Regions from separate parts of the Homo sapiens genome. Here region 1 is linked to region 2. Evidence: chromatin contacts called from ENCODE Hi-C or POLR2A ChIA-PET data. All regions are on one chromosome and are shown on one strand. Each heading gives the region's core, a stretch centred on a gene start or an enhancer-like site at or near the end of the contact. The rest is flanking DNA. Distances are from core to core; before and after follow the strand shown.

The links. A loop is a pair of places that touch in the nucleus more often than their neighbours do. ChIA-PET counts read pairs that join two places held with the same protein, here RNA polymerase II (POLR2A). Pooled maps may share reads with other maps.
Region 1: a loop to region 2 is called in a map of CD8-positive, alpha-beta T cell, with 4 times the contacts of the local background. The contact joins the promoter of BLOC1S1 here to the promoter of SPRYD4 in region 2. A Hi-C loop is called at or near these places in 1 of 168 maps with a recorded cell type or tissue (CD8-positive, alpha-beta T cell), 1 of 37 single-sample maps with no recorded cell type and 7 of 50 pooled maps. POLR2A ChIA-PET finds 5 or more read pairs at or near these places in 1 of 52 experiments (WTC11).

What each region holds. Positions count from the first base shown.
Region 1 is chr12:55,714,796-55,717,383 of GRCh38, reverse strand. BLOC1S1 (biogenesis of lysosomal organelles complex 1 subunit 1) reads right to left here and starts at 1,338. Exons shown (of 4, transcript NM_001487.4): 1 at 1,188-1,338; 2 at 379-451. The coding sequence starts at 1,332. It overlaps BLOC1S1-RDH5 (BLOC1S1-RDH5 readthrough), which reads right to left and starts at 1,350. Exons shown (of 6, transcript NR_037658.1): 1 at 1,188-1,350; 2 at 379-451. It also overlaps a transcript of ITGA7 not described here. RefSeq lists enhancers at 634-873, 1,154-1,293.
Region 2 is chr12:56,466,803-56,471,167 of GRCh38, reverse strand. SPRYD4 (SPRY domain containing 4) reads right to left here and starts at 2,590. Exons shown (of 2, transcript NM_207344.4): 1 at 2,492-2,590; 2 at 1-2,129. The coding sequence starts at 2,576. The coding sequence ends at 1,591. GLS2 (glutaminase 2) reads left to right here. Exons shown (of 18, transcript NM_013267.4): 18 at 1-216. RefSeq lists enhancers at 1,743-1,872, 2,293-2,342, 2,663-2,842, 2,853-2,922.

The DNA of each region.
Region 1 (2,588 bases), core at 89-2,588, 750 kb after region 2:
AGAGGGTGGGAGGCAGAGGAGAGGGTGGTAAGCTGTAATGAAGGAGGGTGCTCTCCCTCCTGCTGAAGTGACAGCTGGACTTGGAAGGGTGAAGGGAGGTGGGCAGATGGCATCAAGTTGTAAATGCCAGGGAAGTTAACGTGGGGAAGGGGAAATCTGGCTGCTTCTCTAACCACGGCAGCTGTTCCTCCCTTGCCCAGTGCTAGGACTCAGAGTTGACTCAAGTTGCTCTACAAAGAGCTGGGAGGGGCGGGGTAGGATAGGGGAATTAGTGGAACATCCCACCCCTTCAACAGCTATTTGAGGGCCAGACTGGCCAGTGCCTAAACTTGGGCGGGGTGGGGAAGGAGGAAACTGATGTTGATAAGAGGTCCATACCCCACATTGAGGTGATCCACCAAAGCTTCTGTCAGGCAGGTCGCTGCAGTGATAGCCTCTCGCCTCCTCTTTTCTGGGGAGAGGGGGAAAAGGAATTGGAGGGGAGACTTGGTTTTTTGAGGGGTAGTGTTAAAGGTTCCCTACCCATCCATTACTATTCTGCTAGTTGCCGAAATTTCTTAACTAATCTCTGAATGCCGGAGCTGAAAAGGACCTTGCAAAACATAGCGCAACCTCTTTCATTTTAGAGATGAGGAAACTGGTACCCTGGGAGGGAAATGGACTCACTCAGGGACGCCAGGAAGTCAGCGGCAGCGCCCAGGACTCCTGACTCCCAGGCACTCTTTCTCCACTACTCGGCCGCAGAATCGGTAACTCCGAGATTTCCAGCCCGGACTCAGGAAACAAGTGCCCCACCTCCGTTCCGGTGGTTTCAGGCCTCCAAGAAGCCCATCTCTGGGGGGTTCCCCACACCCTCCTCCCTCCAGAGTCGCTCCTTCCCGCCGCCAGGACGAGAGGCTCCCAGGGCCAATAGGCAGGGCGCTCCGGGGCAGGGGCGGGGCTAAGGTGCGGCAGGTCGGGGATTGGGGGCGTTGCCGAGGGGACCGGAGTATTGCCCAAGGGACCGGAGCCAGTTGGCAAGGGAAAGGAGTTTCAAAAAAAGCCTCTCTGAAATTCCCTCTCCCCCATGCCCGTTGCCCGCTAGCTGGCGTCTTTCCCTGGATATGGTTAGTTACTCGAGATCCAGGCTCCGGGCTGAAGCTAGGCCGCGGCCGAAGAGAAAACGGCCGACAGGATATTTGGCTCACCCTGCAGCTCCTTGCGTTCATTCTGCTTGGCCTGGTGTTCTTTTAGGAGGCGGGACAGCATGGTCACGTCGGGCTGGGGGCTGGGTACGCCGGGCCCCCTCCGGCTCCGGAAGCTGGAACGCTCACCTCGGCTCCCCGGGGCCATGTCACGTGACCGCTGTGTCACGTGAGGTTGGGAACCGCCCTCTTGAGACCTTGGGTGAAGATCTTGGCGGGGAAGAGAGGTAGAGGGTTGCGGAGGGCAGGTGAAGTGTTCTTTATTGGGAGCTTAGTTTTTGGTGAGTGTTGGAAGAAGTATTTTCTAATACTTATATTGCCAAGCCAGTTTTTAACATTTCCTGTGGATCTCAGGCTTCGAGGGCTGGTGGTGTCAGGCCGTCTATCACCGTTTAATTGAGGGAGCAGAAGCTCCCTGGCCTCATTTAAATTATTCTCCTTCCCTCTCCTCACCTCCTGGCAGTGCTAGCTGGTTCTCAGTTGATTCCCAGTTCCTTCCCTCAAGGAGAGGATGCTTTCCTGTCTCTCCCAACCCTCTTTCTTCTCACTACCCCACTGAAGTCTCTCAGCTCTGGGTGATCATTGTAGAGAAGCATTTTAGGCACTTCAGACAGCCTCCTAGGGAGCTTGGCTAACTTGGCGGGCTGTGTGAATGTAGAATTTCATCTCTGTCCTTTTGTGGTCAGGAATGCGAACCCATTTCAGTGTTAGCAGAAGCGTAAGTGCTGTGCCAAAGTAAAAAGTAATTTATATAAGGCCTCTGTGAACTAAAAAGAAATGCTTCCGGGATTAACTCCAGCGAGAACAATTATAAACATCATGAGCATATTCTTGCTACTGGTACAATCTCTCTCGGTGCACCTTGCACTAACATGTTGGGTGACTTTGGGCAAGTTGCTCACCATTCTAGGTTATAGTTTTCTCTTTAGTAAAACTAGGAGAAGGGATTGGATTAAATCGGTGGTTCTCAACCCTGGCTAAGCATTAGAATCTAAACATTAGAATCACAGAAATCACAAGGCTTATAAAAATGCCGTGATTAGCCGGGTGCGGTGGCTCACGCCCGTAATCCCAGCACTTTGGGAGGCCGAGGCGGGCGGATCACGAGGTCAGGAGTTCGAGACCAGGCTGACCAACATGGTGAAACCTTGTATCTACTAAAAATACAAAATTTAGCCAGGCGTAGTGGCACAAGCCTGTAATCCCAGCTACTCAGGAGCCTGAGGCAGGAGAATCGCTTGAACCTGGGAGGCAGAGGTTGCAGTGAGCCGAGATCACGCCACTGAACTCCAGCCTGGGCGACAGAGTGGGACTCTGTCTCAAAAAAAAAAAAAAAAAAGCCTTGATTCCAGACTAATTAAATAGAATCTAAGGAGTGAAGACCAAACATCACTATATATATGT
Region 2 (4,365 bases), core at 1,341-3,840:
CCATCATGAGAGAGATACTCTGGTGGAGGGACTCTAGCTACCATGCACATGTACATATCCACAGAATATGGGAAGTGGGAATGGCTATATACATGGCTTTAGTAGTCTGGAGAAATCTACTCCCCTTGGCCAGGACATGCTGCTGCTACTGCTAACAGCCAATTTTATAGACAGAGAAAGTATTTTGTGTTCAAATAAACTTTAATTACCAAATCATTTTTGCTAAACCCAGTCCTTCTTTCTTCCCTAGGGGTATCTAGCTTCATCACCATCATAGAAGGTAGAAAAAGATGGAATCACAGGGTCAAAGCACAGCTTCTCTACCTACCCTACCAAACAGTACATATTCACTTACCCCACCAGGTTTTTCTCAACTCCAAATACTGCTTTAGGTTAAGTGTATTCTGCTGCCAAGGGAAGCATAGGTTTGAGTCTAAACAGGCTCTGAAACAGATTGTGCAAAACCTCAGGCCTCCTTCCTTCCTCGGGAAGTTCCAACTGTGGCAGAAATGAAGATGGAACTTCTCAAGAATAAACAGTTTTGGCCGGGTGTGGTGGCTCACGCCTGAAATCCCAGCACTTTGGGAGGCCAAGGTGGGCTGATCACATGAGGCCAGGAGTTCGAGACCAGCCTGGCCAATATGGCAAAACCCCATCTCTACTAAAAATATAAAAATGAGACGGGCATGGTGGCACACACCTGTAATCCTAGCTACTCAGGAGGCTGAGGCACGAGAGTCGCTTGAACCCAAAAGGCAGAGTTTGCAGTGAGCCAAGATCATGCCACTGCACTCCAGCCTGGGTGACAGAGTGAGACTCTGTCTCAAAAATAAATAAATAGTTTCTAGCACTCATCCCCTAGATATCCCCCAAGTGTCTCTCTTCCCCTTTGGTCAAGGTTATAACTGGGATAATGATTATGACAGACTGGCTGGGTGTCAGAGGTACAGATTTAAGGTAGATGGACTCAGGGTAAGGATAGCTACAGCTGTGTGGGGCTGAAGGTCTGTGGCACTGAGCTACTGGGGAAGGAGGGCTCTGTTTTCATTTTGACACACTGAGTTAATAAAGCACTTACTGAGGGAGCCAGAGCCCAAACTCTAAATGTGCTGTAGAAAAAGGGCCAAGTCATTGACTGCACCACTCCTTCAGCCAGAGGTAGAAAGGATTTACTCTTCAGCCATCTGGTAGAGCCCCAAGAACAAGTTACATGTGGACAAAGGGAGGGAGAGGTATCATGGTGATTAATAAATTCAAACAAAGCTGAATGATAAGACCCCAGGATGGAATACAGTCTGAGAAAGGCCTGGGCAAAGGGAGGCAGAGGGACTGAAGGAAGCAGGTCAAGGAAGATACACCCATGGTAGCCTAGGAAATTGGCAGTAGTTGGTGGGTGGGGAAAAGGAGGGTTTGGCTGTATGCCTAGCTTTCACAAGGTAGGGGATGAGGAAGATGATCATGATATTGCACAGAGGACCCAACACTGAATTGTGGGAGCTAGAGGTTGCTTGAGGCAAAGTAAAAAGGCTTCGGACACTTTCAAAAGGAGGCTGGCCAAAGGCGTGATTAGGGACTCCAGTAATGGACATACTAGAGGCCCTCGGGCACCTCAAGCCCTGAATGGGTCAGCAGCTCCCCATCCCAGAGAGCAAAGGCAGGCACCACTGGACCCCGGAAATCTGTCTGTAGCGTGTGAACCACAGAGACCTGGCTCACATCCACCAGGCTCAGCTTCTGGGCCTCATACTCCAGCAACAGCCCCACCTTCTCTGGCTGCCCAATACCCTCAACTGGGGCTTTCTCGTTGGCCAACATGGTGTACCACTTGCGCTGGGCATAGGTGAACACCCAGGAACGATCATCAACACCAATGCAGCTATCCCGGGACATGTCCACATCTGCCACTCCTATCCGGAACTGCTGGGAGCGCTTCACTGTCACTTCCCAGTAGTGTCTGCCACTGGTGACCGCTGTGTCTGCCAGCACCACTGCCCACTCCCGGAAGCGCTCCACATTCAAGGCCACCTTGGTGGGCTCCAATCCCACCAAGCCATATTTGACACCCGTATCATCTCTGAAGAGTGCCAGGCTGCTGTGGGCGGTTTTTTCTTCCAGTTTGAAACTGACGCCTGCGGGCAGAGCAAAAAGACGGGATAATAACAGGGGCTAGAACCCTAGGGCTGGTGATATATTCAGATATGAGGCAGGCAGCCATGATACACGAGCAACTAGGGAAGAGTCAGAATGCCAAGCGGGCAAGAGAGTCGCGAGGTCGCTTTACTACGGATAGCTCACGGAGCTGAAAAACTCGGATTGAGTAAGTCCCGGAATTTAAAGAAACCAAATGGTATCACAGGTTTGGAATCTTAAGACCAAGGCAGGTGGGGAAGGAAAAGACCCGAGAGGGTTGGAGTTGCTTCTCGGAGTGGGGTCTGGGAATAATAGACGGCAGCCATTCTGGAGGTAAAAGAGTAAAAAGAGATAATCCTACCTCTCTGGGCCTCTGTGGAGGCAACTCCCAATCGTTTGGCTCCCCAGCGGCACAAGCGCAAAGAACGTGCAAAAAGCAGCGCCATCTTGCGCCTTGGATGAACCGGGCACGCCTCCCGCTTACAGACACAGCCATCTGCCCGCCCGCTCCCCTAGCACGTGGTGCGCGAGGGGCGGCCGCGCAGTGTTATGACGTAGGCGACGCCCGGGGGCGGGCGGCCGCCAAGGTAGTGGTTTCTGTTCTGTTTCTGCCCGCGGTTAATGCTGCTTATTCAGTTTTTCTGCGTAGACGAACGCTGCTCACATTTGAACTACGTAAAACTTTTAGAGATATAGTGTAGCCAGATGCTTAGAAGTATAGATTTTAAAATTAGACAGTACTGTAATTAGCTTTGATCCCGGCTTCACTGTGTGAGTTTGGGCAACTCACTCCACTTTTCTGAGCCTTAGTGTTCTAATTTATAAAATAGAAATTATATACAGACCTTAGTAATAATTAAGTGAGAATAATCTAGGCCGGGCGCGGTGGCTCACGCCTGCAATCTCAGCACTTTGGGAGGCCGAGGCAGGCGGATCACGAGGTCAGGAGATCAAGACCATCCTGGCCAATATGGTGAAACCCCGCCTCTACCAAAAGTACAAAAATTAGCCGGGCGTGGTGGCGCGCGCCTGTAATCCCAGCTACCCGGGAGGCTGAGGCAGGAGAATCGCTTGAACCAGGGAGTGGGAGGTTGCAGTGAGCCGAGATTCTGCCACTGCACTCCAGCCTGGTGACAGAGCAAGACTCCATCTCAAAAAATAATAATAATTAATCTAGATATATATTGGCAAATAGCAACCATTGGGTAATTCACAGTTGTTTATAATTAATAGTAAATACATAAATACTGTTAATGTTGGTTTTGTATGTTCAAGGCTAGGAACGGATGGTTTAACTCAGCATTCAGTTTTCTGAACTTAACCAAGAGTAGCAATATTTTGGTTCAGGGTATGAGGTAGGAGATTATGGACAGCCTATATTGAACATTTCGATCTGCATTCCATTTTATTTTATTTTTTGAGACAGGGTCTCATTCTGTCACCCAGGCTGCATGCAGCACAGTGGCGCAAACACAGCTCACTGCAACCTTCATCTCCGAGGCACAAGCGATCTTCCTGCTTCAGCCTCCCATGTAGCTGGGACCACATGTGCACGCACCATGCCCCGTTAACTTTTTTGTAGAAACGGGGGTTTCGCTTTGTTGACCAAGTTGTTCTCGAATTCTCGGGCTCAAGCCATCCTCCCACCTTTGCCTCCCAAAGTGCTGTGATTACAGGTGTTAGCCACTATGCCAGGCCTACATTTTTTTAATCAGTCCACTTCTCAAGGTTCTGCTGGCCAGTGCAATAGCAACATACATCCCACCTCCATCCTCCTACCCCTCAAAAAAGGATTTTAGATATATATTTTTAAAATGTATATTCTGAGACGGAGTGTCACTCTATCACCCAGGCTGGAGTGCAGTGGTTTGATCTTGGCTAACTGCAGCCTCTGCCTCTGGAGTTCAAGCAATTTTCCTGTCTCAGCCTCCTGAGTAGCTGGAATTACAGATGCCCACCAACCACACCTGGCTAATTTTTTTTTGAGACTGAGTCTCACTCTGTTGCCCAGGCTGGAGTGCAGTGGCGCAACCTTGGCTCACTGTAACCTCCGCCTCCCGGGTTCAAGCAATTCTCTTGTCTCAGCCTCCTGAGTAGCTGGGACTACAGGCGCATGCCACTACGTCCGGCTAATTTTTGTATTTTTAGTAGAGACGGGTTTCACCATATTGGTCAGGCTGGTCTCAAACTCCTGACCTCAGGTGATCCACCCATCTCAGCCTCCCAAAGTGCTGG